Linked DNA regions of Homo sapiens: regions 2 and 3 are each linked to region 1. A link is a contact called in ENCODE Hi-C or POLR2A ChIA-PET data. All regions are on one chromosome and are shown on one strand. The core of a region is the stretch at or near the end of the contact, and the rest is flanking DNA. Distances in the headings are between cores, read along the strand shown.

The links. A loop is a pair of places that touch in the nucleus more often than their neighbours do. ChIA-PET counts read pairs that join two places held with the same protein, here RNA polymerase II (POLR2A). Pooled maps may share reads with other maps.
Region 2: a loop to region 1 is called in a map with no recorded cell type, with 5 times the contacts of the local background. The contact joins two enhancer-like sites. A Hi-C loop is called at or near these places in 1 of 37 single-sample maps with no recorded cell type and 1 of 50 pooled maps. POLR2A ChIA-PET finds 5 or more read pairs at or near these places in 1 of 52 experiments (GM12878).
Region 3: a map of IMR-90 shows a loop between it and region 1 (6-fold over the local background). The contact joins the promoter of NBAT1 here to the enhancer-like site in region 1. A Hi-C loop is called at or near these places in 3 of 168 maps with a recorded cell type or tissue (IMR-90 and posterior cingulate gyrus) and 11 of 50 pooled maps. POLR2A ChIA-PET finds 5 or more read pairs at or near these places in 1 of 52 experiments (SK-N-SH).

The regions. Positions count from the first base shown.
Region 1 is chr6:23,443,334-23,448,241 of GRCh38, forward strand. All of the region lies in intron 4 of LOC105374976 (a long non-coding RNA gene), which reads right to left. All of the region lies in intron 2 of LOC105374975 (a long non-coding RNA gene), which reads left to right. Among named protein-coding and RNA genes, the nearest start is that of NRSN1, 680 kb to the right of the region's middle. Within about 2 kb of position 2,181, at least 2 of the 41 ENCODE cell types and tissues checked have a DNase peak (open chromatin) inside an H3K27ac peak, as active enhancers do.
Region 2 is chr6:21,866,881-21,871,788 of GRCh38, forward strand. All of the region lies in intron 4 of CASC15 (cancer susceptibility 15), which reads left to right. Among named protein-coding and RNA genes, the nearest start is that of CASC15, 200 kb to the left of the region's middle. Within about 2 kb of position 2,616, at least 2 of the 41 ENCODE cell types and tissues checked have a DNase peak (open chromatin) inside an H3K27ac peak, as active enhancers do.
Region 3 is chr6:22,144,347-22,149,254 of GRCh38, forward strand. It overlaps NBAT1 (neuroblastoma associated transcript 1), which reads right to left and starts at 2,847. Exons shown (of 3, transcript NR_034143.1): 1 at 2,694-2,847; 2 at 2,333-2,405. All of the region lies in intron 9 of CASC15 (cancer susceptibility 15), which reads left to right. RefSeq lists enhancers at 872-1,373, 3,999-4,908.

The DNA.
Region 1 (4,908 bases), core at 931-3,430:
TCAAGACCCATCTCCATGTTCCTGTGCTGGTGACCTTCCCCCAGCCCTGAGGAGACGGGTCTTCCTGCTCCCTTTCCTCATACCCAGTCTATTCTTTGAAGGTGACCTCCAGCTTCTCCCATCCCATGGAAAATTCTCTGACTGTAGTTCACCCTGATTCTGCCTTTTTTCTCTGGAAACAATTTACCACCCATGCTAGGAGTATAATATTGTTATATATACACAGGCAAGAGGGCATGGGACACTATCTAATTAACCAAGTAATTGGGATTAAAGTGTGAGAAAGTGAGTAAAGATGGAAAGCTAAGAGGAGAAGCCTGAGTGATTATTTGCTTGAGGCTTGTAAACCCACTATTGACTTACTTGGTGGCTAGCCTAGGCCAGAGAAAACTCAGTGTGCGTGTGGAGCTCCATATGGAATCAAGCAGCTAAGAAGCACTGAAAGTTTTCTCTGTGCCAAGAACTGAGGTAAGCATTTTATCTATATAGTATCATGTAAACCTCATGGCAACCCCATTAAATGCTATTGTTATACTATCTTTATACCAGTTAATCAGATGAGAACTCAAGTCTGAAATAATAGCTTAAGCAATGTCATATGTGTAGTAAGTGCTGGGGTCAGGACTAAAATCTTATTTTGCATGACTTCAGAATCTATGCTTTTGATTCTGGATCCTGTTTATGCACCTCTTTGGGCTGTATAAATGATGACAGCACTGCTTTCCATTCATAAATTTTTTTTTTTATAAATTCAATCATTGACAGATTTAATTGTCCTAAAAATACTTTCATGCAGAGGTGTCTAACCAATGTCCTGAGCTGCCTGTTTAGGGGCTACCCGATTCATACTGACTTTGGTGATAAGTTTGTGTCCGTTGCCCTCCACAGAAGGCCTTTTTGCCATCTTCTATTATCTCCAATTCCATTCTTATTAAATAGGGACATCTCTTCCTGCAGGTTTTGCTTTTACAGTATTTTGTGAATATGAAGGATTCTGTTATTTTCAATCATTTCTGATCTACTGATCCTGGATGTAAAGAAAGAGCCAAAGGAATTGATGTCAATAAAACTGAGGTCAATCTAGAAGTGTTCAGTGTTCATAGTACATGGTAATTGCCATAAAATCCTCAGTGCTCACAAGAATACTTTAAGAAATCTCCAAATTAAAATTGAAGAAAAGATAGAGACTAAGTTGGGAAATATTATAAAAGGCAAGATGAGAGAACTTGTGTGCTTTTGTTTTGTTTATGTTAATATTACATATAAACCTAGGTAGAAAATACAGCCCCTCTGAGCTAGGATGAAGGCATCAAGAACTTCCCCTTTCAGCAGCCCTCAAGGGAGGGACATGAAGTGGGGAGGATCTGCTTGGCAGGGGTAACAGTTTTATTACTGACACTGTTAGAATGGCTGGTGCATGGTCATAATAAAAACCAGACCTATTTTAGTGAGGTTTACTGTCATTTTAAAATTATCTACAGACAATGTACCTCCTTATTGCCTGTACTGGGGTGTCCCACTCCTCCCAACCTCCCCACCATATGCCACTGCCCATGTAATGCTAGAAGAGGTCAGGACCTCAATATCATGTCCCATGATTACTTGAGCAAGCCAGTCTACATCTTCTGTATAACACAGGAGAACCCAAGGGTGACACATAAACAATGGGCCCACTATGGGTGACAAAGATATGGAATTCTACAATATTTAACATATAAGTTTTAAAAACATTTAGAAATAATTTTCCATGAGAATTTCTACAGTAAACATTCTAAGATTTCAGTATTTTCTTCTGAGTCACACTAATTATTGAGTCTGCTTTACTCTGGACATTGGAATATATGGAAACATTATTGGCGAGGGGTAGAAGGCAAGGAGCAGTTGTCACCGGGAAAGGTTAATTGTGTATTTCTCTTAGTGGAATGATTTAGAGAGTTTAGGAAAAGAGCATGTGAATATAGCAACCTCCCTACCGTATACACTGTTTCTGATCAAAATTAATGAGTTGTGATCAAGTCAGATAAATGAATAGCTAACTAATTTTTTTTTAAAGTTCTTCACTGTTCCCTCCAAGTTGGAAAATGCATCTACTTAAGTACACCAACACAATCCAAGAAACTGTCAGCAGGGATTATCAGGGCAGCCTCTTAAGATTTGACCCATTGCCCAGGAGTCCACACATGACCTTGATCTCCCCGGTCAAACAATGTCTATAAATAATGCACTAAGCATTTTCACATGTGGGGTGAGCAACATTCTTCATATTTGCTCATGAATTCACATTGCTTCTTATGACGCTGCTTCAGTTTTCTGTGTAGTTATCTTTAAAAGGTTGATTACATGCTTTCCTTTAAAATGAGAGCATTGTGTCTGTGAATTTCAATATAAAGCCTAGGGCTGTGAACTGGAAGAGGAAAAAAAATAATAACATTCCAGTAACATCAAGTTAAATGTTTGATGAGTTTGTTTTGATAAAAACAGTTTATGTTTTTACTACTTTACATGTAAAATGAATGATTGCCAATCAGAATAGAGCCATTATTTTTGCATCTCGTTCTTAGATGGTTCTCAGTAGGGCATTCTGGAAGTCTGGATTAGCTGTCCAAGAATATTTTACAGAAGCTAAATTTGTCTCCTTCCAAATCATCTGCAAACCTCCAGGTTTACACAAAAACAATGAAAAGGGTTCTTCATTGTATTAGGAGCTTTTGAGTTGGTTTTGTTTTCCTTCCAGTTATTCTACTCCCTGTTAGTGGGCAATATACATAGGGCTGTGAGCTTTCATCTGACCATCTCCGTCTAGAAAATCCAGGTTAATGTTGCATAAAAGCATAGCCAATCTGCTGGAAGAAACATAGGATTTCAGAAAAGAATAAGCTAATGGCATGACTGAATTCTTTTCTTTTCTCAGAAATACACTTTTACCTTACCACTTAAGCTTAGACTTTTGGCTCTAACAAATTTTCTTTTGTAATGAAACTATATCTATCTGAAAAACAACCATAACAAACAAAGAAACAAAACAGAGACTGGCCCCCGTACCCGCTACACACAAAAAAACTCACAATGCCTGAATTTTCTATATCATTTAACACATTTTTTTCATTACCAGCTTTAATTGTATATCAGCTTTTCTGAATGAACCTTGTACAAAATGAAGGGATTTTATTTGCATGTTTTATTCCATATTGCTATGGACAAGAAAAGATTGTAATGGGGGAGGGAAGATGTAAAATGGACTCTTCAAACTGGGGTATTACTGCCATCTAGTGTGATGCACTGTAACCCAGAGGGGAAGGAAAAGATGATCTGAGACAATCCAATCTGAAATTGTAGGAGTTTGAGGGAGGGAAGAGAGCACTTCTCCGAAGAAATAGCCACCACCCTCCCGCATTCACCATGTAATGAATTCTTTCTCTACAAAAGCATTAGTATGTGGTCAAACAATACAAAGCAGTCTGTTTTGCCCAGCAAAATGGAGAAACCCTGGTCAATTCTAAAAGCAAGTTCTTTATGAGAAGGCACGTCCCAACTGTAAAGGTTGTTAAACGGCAGGAATGATTTATTCAAAGGAGGGATGGCCATATCCTTTGAAAACAGTCCAGATAGCCATATGTCTACTGCTTTCTGTAAGGACAGTCACGTTTGCACAGAGACAGGCAGACAGTCTTGATGGCATCTTTGTTCCCTTTCAAGCTTTCTGATTATATATAACAAAAATAATATTTGTTATTTATGCCCATAAGTGGTTCATAATATATGTGTTGCCCACAGAAATATTATATTACTGAAGCCCCACCATGTAGGATTGTAAAAATTAAACCTAATCACAAACATGGGGCAAGATACATGAAATTCTAGCCCAATACATGTATTTATTTTTGCTTCACATGGCACAAGATATATATATATATATATTACATATATATATATAAGGACGGAGCGATGAGGGGAGTAGTATCTTCTTTCTGTAACCCTCCATAGTCCTCCTCCCCTGCCAAAGTTTTGTTTGGTTCTGGCACAGATTCAGTGAGGTATTAGCTGGTACCTTTGTAGCTAATAGCCAGCACTGATTCTTCCATTCACCATAGGACAATTCTTCAATTCTTTATTTCACTAACTGTAACTCCCACTACCCCCACTAACATACACGCATTATCATTCCCATCCTGCGGGGGTTTGTGATTTTAGAAGCTAAGGACTTTGGTGCCCTGGTTATATTTGAAATCTGTGACTTTAAAAGCTCAAAAGGCAGAAACCTGCAGGGATAATGAGAGCTAATTTAAAGAATCATAAGTATAAAATCTAAGCTCAGAGGAATTTTAAGTCATTACCTATGTCAAAGTAACCTAGAACTGCAGGCTATTTTTGCTGGTTTCAAAAGTGACCTGTAGCTCCAGGTGTCTTGAATTAAAAAAAAAAAAAAAAAAAATCACTCTGTCCTACCCTGGGCTCAGGACACATTGAAGGAGTAAATGCATTGCCAGCCAGGCACCAGGTAGAGAAAATGGAACTAGGAGGAAGTGCCAACATCATAGCCCAGGCTGGCAGAATTTCCAGCTTCTCAGGAAATCTTTTGGACAGAAAAGTGTTAATGGGCTAGAGTAGGTTTCTCAGGTTTTTGTAGCCATCTGTGTTTGAGAGGGGACTTCTGGTAAACTTTCTGCTGGTGTTCTCTTTGCCTGTGCACAAGAAAAGCAATAGTGGGAGGTTAATGCATATTTTATCACATTCATACAAATTGGGGATCAGATTTAACTGGTTCTACATATTATTTTCAGGAGCCAAATAAGGATTAAGCTCCTTTTCACTGGGCAAGGAGAGAGAGGCACAGAGAACTGTTAAGTCTCAGGTCCATGCAACCTAAGGACCTGCTCTTTAAACAGAAATAAGTGTGCCGCAGAGTTG
Region 2 (4,908 bases), core at 1,366-3,865, 1.6 Mb before region 1:
ATCCCAGCTACTCAGGAGGCTGAGGCAGGAGAATCGCTTGAACCTGGGAGGCGGAGGTTGCAGTGAGCTGAGATCGCGCCATTGCACTCCAGCCTGGGTGACAAAAGTGAAACTCCATCTGAAAAAAAAAAAAAAAAGTAAACTGATCAAGAATATAATCACCTAAAGTATGACCCCCAAATTAGGAGATCGGTGTCATTAAAGATGAGAAAGAGGTTTATAAATAGCAATTTGGGGCCAGGCATAGTGGCTCATGCCAGCAATCCCAGCACTTTGGGAGGCCGAGGTGGGTGGATCACCTGAAGTTGGGAGTTCGAGACCAGCCTGGCCAACATGGTGAAACCCTGTCTACTAAAAATACAAAAATTAGCCGGGTGTGGAGTCAGGTGCCTGTAATCTCAATTACTCGGGAGGCTGAGGCAGGAGAATCGCCTGAACTGTAGAGACGGAGGTTGCAGATCGTGCCATTGCACTCCAGCCTGTGCAACAAGAGCAAAACTAAAAAAAAAAAAAAAAAAAAAAAAAAAAAAGTAATTTGGGGGCGGGGCTTGCTGGCTCACACCTGTTATCCCAGCACTTTGGGAGGCTGAGATGGGCAGATCTCTGGAGTCTAGGAGTTAGAGATCAGCCTGCACAATATAGAGAAACCCTGTCTCTACAAAAAATACAAAATTTAGCTGGACTTGGTGGTGCATGCCTGTAGTCCCAGCTACTTGGGAGGCTGAGGCAGGAGAATTGCTTGAGCCTGAGGGGTGGGGGTTGCAGTGAGCCAAGATCACACCACAGCATTCCAGCCTGGATGGCACAGTGAGACTTTGTCTCAAGAAAAGAAAAAGTTTGGTAGCCTTGACGTGATTAAAGTAAGACCATTTCATGTTAATTGCCCACTGAGAGGATAACACTCAAATGAACCCAGTTTCAGATTCTCCTTTTCACATCATTATGATATCAAATATTCATCCTCTATCCAAATTCATCCCAGAAGAGTTGGTATTAAGTACTTAGCTTCTAGGAGCATTGTTATTAGGCCTGGAGCCCTTGACATTATGTATGGTGTGAAGTATATGTAAAGATGAAAAGATGACTCAAGGCAGTAGGTGTTTGCTTAAGTGAATTACTTGTGATAATTGCATGGCCTCTGTACACAAATGGAAATATCTTCATTTTAAGAATTGGGTTTGCATTGTCAACGGTGTGTGGGACAGCTCCTGAGACACCTAAAAGATATATAATAGACAAAGTAACACTGAGAGATGCTCAAAACTACTGAGTTGAAGGAGCCATACTCTAAATAGAAGACTGTAAGCATTATGATACCATGTCAACACAGCTTAATAAAAAGCTACTTTACAAAGGGAGAAATATCGTTCCTAATGTTTTCCATAGAGTCAGTGAATGAATTGAGAAGTGGATCCAGGATTTCATGTATCAGCACCATAGGTTTTATCATTTATATAATCCTTTTTTCTGTCACTGTCAAGATTTTAAAGGGGGGATTATGGTTTGACTTAAAGAGAGTAGGCAATTCAGGCATACCACACAAAGCTGTTAAATCTCAGAGGCTTGAGATTTCTTGGCTCCTTTTAAGTTTTGGAAGCAGAGCACTCCTAGGGAATGCTATTCGGAATTGGCTTCATGGAGAAAATGTAGCTTTTGGGCAGTTAGCTTTTGAAGCTGAGAGAGGATAATAGGTTGGTGAACAAGAAGGCAAAAGTTGCTTCAGGTTTGAAAAATAAAGGAGTGAGGAGGTGATAGTCTTGTGAAGACTCTCACTGTAATAGTTCTTTGCAGGACCAAGTGGTTCTCCAGATCGAGCTCAATTTTCCCCTGAGTGCATTTTCTGAGTTGTGATAAAGCCCAGGTACCCTCTTACGGAGCGACTTATCTCTTTGTGCCCAATTGCTAGGGCTGTGCTATCATCTTGGCCAACTGCCCATTTCCTTTGGGTCTGAGAGAACATTTCAATTTAAATCTGATTGTATAGATTTAGGACTTGGGGGAAAAAAAGGTATCTGGAGTGACTTTTTTTTTTTTTTTTTTTTTGAGACGGAGTCTTGCTCTTTGCCCAGGCTGGATTGCAATGGTGCAATCTCAGCTCACTGCAACCTCTGCCTCCTGGGTTCAAGTGATTCTCCTGCCTCAGCCTCTGAATAGCTGGGACTACAGGTGCGTGCCACCACGCTCGGCTAATTTTTTTTTGTATTTTTAGTAGAGATGGGGTTTCACCATGTTGGCCAGGATGGTCTCGATCTCTTGACCTCGTGATCCACCTGCTTCGGCCTCCCAAAGTGCTGGGATTATAGGTGTGAGCCACTGTGCCCGGCCAACTTTTTTCTTTCTCTGCCTCCTACTATGAGAGTTCCCATCTTTGATGGATGACTCAGAATTCAAATTACACCTAGAAGCAAACACATCAGGCTTGAGGGTAGAGAGGGAGAGAAAAGAACAACTGTCCCATCTGTGTTTCATCCTGAGTGGGAGGTTCAAATCTAGGTATTGGCAGAATGAGATAAAGGAAGGAGAGATTGAGAAAGAGTGGAAGTGGGATGGAAAGTTATTAAGGGAAGTCATTCCAGGACAGTTTTCACCCACTCAGTAGATTACAGGACGCCATGGAAGAACTGAACTACCTCGGTAGGCTGCACCTCAGGCTCTGTGCAGACTAATGTTTTTATTGCTTAACAGGTATTGAGTCACCTTGTTAAATGCCATCCCTAATATAGAGATGGGCTTATTCCTTGCCCCAAAGCTATTGGGAGCCTAGTTAGGAAGACACGTAACACACACAGGTCCCAACACCACACAAGAATGGTGCTCCTGTCATTCTATTAAGTGGCTTACCAGGTGGAATGAAGTTATCTTGCTGGGAGTCCTCTGCCAGCGAGTTCAGTCTGATGAGAAATTTGAAATTTGATGCAACCACATTGCATCAATAGTAAGGGTTTTGGGAAGGCTTCGCTTTGCTATATGTTGAGAGAGACTTGATTCTTGGCACCGAGGAGGAGAGCTAATGGCCCTCACCCTGCACGTGCTTGAGTGTGAAGTGGTTAAAACAAAATTTTCTTTTACTTTTTAATTTTAGGTGATATTTTGATAGGGTCATAAGAATAGTGTTTCCTACCTAGGCCCATTGCTAATACCACTGTATTAAGTCTTCTTAGAAGCCCATGAATTCTCTGGCTAAAAAGTCCTGGGGGCTCCCTGTGCTAGACGTAGGGGGACATATAAATGGTTTTGAATTTCAGTTTCTATGTCAGTGAGAATTCTGTGCCAGAAAAGAGCATCTGCTCTTTATTTTACAGATGAGGAAATTTAGTCCCAGAGAGAGCGTGATTTGCCTCTTCCCTTGAGATTAGCCAGCAGAGTCAATAAGAAAAATCTAGGTCTTCTGATTCAGTCCAGTGCCTTTCTCTGTATGTCGCACTGTTTCCCTCATTATCTTGAGATTTGCTGGAGCCACAGGACTGCACAATGGTTGTGCATATGTGGATTTGAGTGCCACAGCTGAATTAACTCATGTCAATCTCAGTCCCAAGCCTGTTCCCACAACACGTGGTAAATCGTCACTCCTTGTGGTCTCAGAATTGGGTGCCTGGAGGATATCATAATCACCAGGGATAGTTTTTTCTGTTGCTGCCTGGTGCACACATCTCCTCTGCCTTGACTTGTCTGAAGTCTTTCCCTCTTTGAGGCAGGGACTGAAGGGGTGGAGCCCAGCTGTGCAAGTGCAAAGGCATGCAGCCCTAAGCTGAGCCTAATTTGAGCCCATTGAGTAGTACTAATTTTGACTCATTATATTTTTGAAAATTCAGGGCATAGGTTTTTTGTTTGTTTTTTGAGACAGAGTCTCACTCTGCTGCTCAGGCTGAAGTGCAGTGGCGTGATCTCTGCTCACTGCAACTTCCGCCTCCGAGATTTGAGTGATTCTCTTCCCTCAGCCCCCCGAGTAGCTGGGATTACAGGCACGTGCCACCACACCTAGCTAATTTTTATATTTTAGTAGAGTTGGGGTTTCACCATGTTGACCAGGCTGGTCTTGAACTCCTGACCTCAGGTGATGTACCTGCCTCAGCCTCCCAAAGTGCTCGGATTACAAGCGTGAGCCACCGTGCCCAGCCCAGGGCATAGTTTTAAGGCAAACGTAGTTGTGGTTTTAAGAACGCCGGTTTGAGGTGCACTGAGACTGAGCAGGGAGGGGTATTTGTTACTGTGGACCTGGTGATGAGGACTCCCTTATGTCTTCTCTGAGCTAGAACTTCTCTTTTGAATTGGCTTCATGCTTCAAACTCATGACCTCTCTTACCTTATTGGTTGGCAGGTTTTGTGCAATGGATTTTATCAGTAAGGAACTGAATTTAAATCTTGCAATTAGATAATGTGATTACTTAAGGGGACTTTCACTATTTTAGGCCGGGACTCCAATCAAATAAATCCCAGGCCCTGCCCAATCTATGTGCTCAAAATTTTCGAGTTTTCAGTTGTGATGGGTCACCCTCTGTATATTCTTACTGTAGTACACAATGCAAAATGTATCAAGATAATTAACTGATTTAGGTGTTCACAGTGCTATTATGGAACATTACTTCTTTTAGTGTGACACGCATTAGGCTCTATCACTTGTGTCATGCTAGCCTGATTAGCACCTCTTCCTAGGGCTGTACGCTGACTCTTATTTTTTTTGAGACGGAGTCTCGCTTTGTCACTCAGGCTGGAGTGCAGTGGCACAATCTTGGCTCACTGCAACCTCTGCCTCCTGGGCTCCAGCAATTCTCCTGCCTCTGCCTCCCGAGTAGCTGGGATCACAGCCACCATGCCCGGCTAATTTTTGTATTTTTAGTAGAGACAGGGTTTCACCATGTTGGCCAGGCTGGTCTTGAACTACTGTCCTCGAGTGATCCGCCCACCTTG
Region 3 (4,908 bases), core at 1,597-4,096, 1.3 Mb before region 1:
ACTTATCTGACCCACACTTAGCAAGTGGATTGAGACTTACTAATTATTTTCATGGGAAATAAAACCTGAAGAAATGACTAGCAATAAAAGATAATAAATGGTTAGTAATGATTGATAGAAAAAAGTAGCACAGGCTCTATAGAGTATGTTCTCTGAGGGCAGGGACAATGCTTCGTGTGTCTTTGTTTCTTACACAATGCTTTATGCGTTGTTATTAACAAAATTGAGCCCCCATTTTTTTTTCTGATTCAATGGAGGATGTGATCAGAAGATCATTAATAGACCAATCTGTTTAAATAGACAATGAATAATCAGATAATAGATTGTCTTGACTGGTAGTGTATGAACGTGAAGAAATAAGGAGCCACCTTGGTTTTGGACAAAGGGTTGTCTAACCCATCTGGACAGTAGTTCTGGACATCATGAATGTGGTGGTTTGGTACGATTAGTTTGGTGGCAGGCTGCCAAATGGAATGAAACAAAAAGAGGGTGACCAGATTGGAGATCATTGGGTGGGAGGGTATGAGAACCTGAGCTTGGACTCTAGGAATGAATGGAGAAGAAATCTTAAATCCAAGGGCAGATGGTAAAGAAACAATATATAGGATTTGGGAGATCATAGAGGATGTTGAAAAGGCAAGGGTAAAAAGTGACTGCTGGATCTCTTCCTTGGTTAACTTTGGAGAATTCAAATTGGGAAAAGGTTGTCTTGAAGGACAAAAGATGTGTGCAGTTACTGGACCTTGAGCTCCAAGATGGCAGAGACCATGCATCTCTTGCTCATCATTGGAACCCCAGGGTCTGGGACCATCCTTGACACACTTATACAGTGAGAGGCTGAAAGGGCATCTCAAATGAATTAAAGGCCACTTACCTTGATATCTACACAGTCCAATAAGACATGTTGTAGACAATTACCTCCCACCTGTTTAATGATTCTCCGGTTCTAGTTAGCCGGCATAATCAATTTTGCTAAAAAGGTATACCTCTCACGTCTTGGGAAGGACGTCCCAAATAGGCAACTTACTTAATTCCAGGATGAGTGACAGAATCTACAGACCCTGAGGCCATCTCACTTGTACTTGCCTTAATGTAACTAGTAAAGCATACCTGGCAGTGCAGCACCTCCACAGGAAGGTGCTCCAGAAAGCAATTGTTTGCTCTCACCCTGCTGAGAAGTAGCAATATCCATGTGGCTTAAGGGCTGTAGCTGCAGCCATGAGCAGTGTTAGAAAAATATCACCACCATTTGCCAGCATGAGATGCCAAACTGCAAATAAGAGACATGTCGATTCAATGAAGCAGAAACATTTCACTTGTTTTTAAGATTACTTGCGAGAACTTTATTGCTATGTGTTTGTCTGCCTTTAAATAAGAAATTGCATTTTTAAAAAACCATCTCTTCTCTTCTCCCTACAAAGGGACGAGGCTTTCCTACTCGGGTGAATATTGCCTGTGCTGCTTACCGAAGAAAGGGAGCAGTCTTGGCAAGCATCTTATTAGTCTAAAAATAAATTATTCAGAATGCAGGTTCAGATACAGATTGCAGGGAGAGATAATAGAATAGGTTTTCCAAGCCTGATCATGCTATGAAGACGTGGTGTGTGCTTTTCAGGAATCCACTTAAGTGGAATCAGCTTTGACTAATACATACTAGAAATAATATTGCTGCCATCCAGCTAGTGTCTGTGGTACAGCATCCTCAGAATGTCTTCAAGTATCCACGGCCTCTTTAGTCTCTGTAAGTGCGCATATGTAAAAGTGTATATGTATTCCCAAGCAAGCTTCAGAGGCATGCTTCTCATTGTTCTTTTAAGGAAATGTCTTCCTGGCCGCCTGAGAGGGGCATGTCTCACTTGAGGTTTGTCTCCCTCCTGCTCCCCCTGCCTGGGTGAAATAGTTGACCACATCAGCAGCCGACTGCAGTTTGTCATGTGGTTTCTCATGTGATGCTGGGTCTGCAGCACTTGGGAGCAAGAGTCTTTGTGACTGGCACTCATGGACAGACAGTGGTGTTCAGGGACAGAACAGATTTTGGAGGGGGTGGGGAGGCCAATAAACCAAGAAACGTCAGAAATAAAAGTCGCATGAAGTACTCTGATCTCTGTATTTCCTTTTTTTTTTTTTTTTTTTTGAAATTTGATTTTAACTCTTGCTTTTTTTTATGGTTTGTGTCTGTTTTTTCCACCCCCGCTGGCGCCGAGCTGCGCTGTTTTGTGTTTCTTTTTTTTTTTTTTTTTCTATTTTTTTTTTTTAAATTCTGAAGCCAGACCGTCTTTCCTCACAGCTCCACGGCTGCATCTCCGTGGGCACGCAAGCTTCCCCTGGTTACCTGAGCTGCTCCTGCCGTCTCCCGCCTGGGCTTCGCCGTGGTGCACCCGATCCCGGAATCGTGCGTCTGCGCCCTGCGAAAGAAGGACCTGCTGGCGGAGCTCCGGCCGGGGTCTCCTGCCTCGCAGCTGGGCGAGGGGACTTGGAGGACAGGGTGAAGCTGCAGAAGACCTGGGGTGGGATGGCTAGAGAGGACGCCAAGGACTGGGGAAGGGGAAGTTAGGAATACCTTACATCCAATGCCCACCCGTGCTCCGCAGGGCAAGGGCAGCCGTCGCCTCGGCCGCGTGCACCCAGCTCAGGCTGTTCCCAGGGATTTAGTCTGGGGGGACAACCCATGGCGAGATGTGGTGGCATTTTACCTCAGAGTGGAGCTGAAGATGGATAAACAAGGTATCTGATGTATCTGCCTGAGAAGGCAGAGCTGGAGAAAGGCGGAGCGAGGGAGCGCGTGAAAAGAAAGAGATGCCGAATGCCGGGTGATTGTCTGCCGCTTGCTGTGCATTCTCATTCTAGGGAGGATGGCATAATTTATAACCCAGCACATGGATAGAGGAACTGTAAATTGTAGTCTGGATGTCCCCGGCGCTGTCGACGAAGGAACTGATGGGCTAGGTGACTGTACCAGTGTCCCCAGAGAAAATCGCAGCCTCGCAGCATGGATTTAAATGCATGTGCATGCATGTAGAGACATGAAAAAAGGTTTCTGACCATTTTACACAGGAAGTCTGTCACTTTGCTGGATCGGGCTTGATTGCAGCTTGTGTTTTCAGCTCCAGTTCAACACCCATTTCCTGACTAGTGAGACAGCATGGCCAAAGCAGCTGCATGCAGAATTTTCTTTTTACTGTGAAAGCAAGCCCCCTCTGTTTTAACTCCTTCCAGTTCTGAATGCTCTGTGCTTTGCTAGGACCGATTGTGGGGTTTTGTTTTCTTCTTCTACAAATCCCTGTAAACACAGCTGTATTCAGTAATGGCAAAAAAATTCTATCCTGTAAATAGAAATCTGATCAATTTAATCAAAATAAATGTATCCCAGATGACTTTGAGACCAGCTGGCTACCACAGGCTTCAGATGCTAAATGCTCAGTGGAGATGAATACAGTGTTATATTTACATGTTTCAGAGTGCCGGGATCAGCCTATAATTTGCAAAAAGAAATTATTTTCTAAAGACGAGAGGTGGTCCTACCAGCTCACAGCTGATGGTTAGGTACAGGTGTAAATGCTGTTCATGTGATTTGGAGATTTGCAGTGTTGCATTTCAAAAGGCATGTGCCATGAGGCAGAGTATGGCTGTTGTTAGTATGGAGAATGCTTGCTTCTAACTTGCTGTTATGGAGAGCCGAATGCCCTCTGAATAGCTTCTAGTGAGGTTGAGGGCAGGCACTTGAGGCTTGTTGTAGATTCAGATGTGAGAGCTGGGGTTCTCCAACCCCAGCTCAGTGGAGTCAGCTCAACCCTGGGGGTGAGGAGGTTTCCCAGTTGTCATGGGGAGCTCTTCTGGGACGCCTGTCTGGCCCTTCCACTGTTTGTTACTAATTCTACAAAGGCAGCTCTGTGTGTTGGATTATGTTTGGCCAGCTGTTGATGCATTCCTGCGGATGGGGCTGGGTGAGGATCTTATTACTGTACTTTCAAACTGTAGATCTGTGTGCAGGGATAGTACAGAAGGAAAGGAAAAGCAATAAGTTACAGAATCTGATCATTCTTACCTCTTTCTCCAGATAGTCCTAGAGTGAATCCAGAAAGGCTTTAAAGTGAAAAGAGGAAAGAGAGAGTAAGTGATTGGGGGTGGGTGGCATGAGGAGAAGAGAATGAAACAGAGCAAGCGCACAAGAGAAAAACAGCCTTAGAACTTCAAAGCTGCATAGACAAGCAGAATGTCACCAGCTTGTAATTAGCGGTTCATGGTTGCGTCAGTGACTGTATCTATCCAAGAATAACTATGTGATATGTGCCACAAAGTGAAGAAGATAGTCATAACTAAGTTATCAAACCCAGTTCAAACAAGGGCAAATGGATTAAGAAATTTTCTGTTTGTAAATCAAATACTGATGGATTACACAGATAAGACTTAACTGAATTCTGCGTAATTGAAGGCTGAATTATCAATTTGTCAGGGGGGATATGTTCATTAAATGAAACTGTGAACGCTTAAACATGCAAATTAATCATGCGAGAAAATATCAGTGCAAGCTCTATCAATACAAGATGTTTTACTAAATAGCCAAAAATGGCACTGCCAGTCTCCTATCTCTGTATCCACACATAAATTTTTTTGTTTGTTTTTGTGCATTTCAATAGAGAGAAGTCAAAAGTTACATTCGAGTAAATAGGGTAAATTAAATTCTAAAATTCCCACTTTAGAATTTAAAAAACAACTAAGGAGTTTTGATTTTTGGTGATCTCCCGAGTTTAAACCTTGAAGGAGCTTTTGCTGTCTTGAAGCCAAACAGCAGCTAGTCAGTAATCGTTATGGGAAGTCAGGGTACCACAGTTGTTGAGATTTCAAGGCCACGTTCACTTCCCTCCCTTGTCTCTTGTGCTTGGAGATTTGGGTGCTACTACAGCCTCC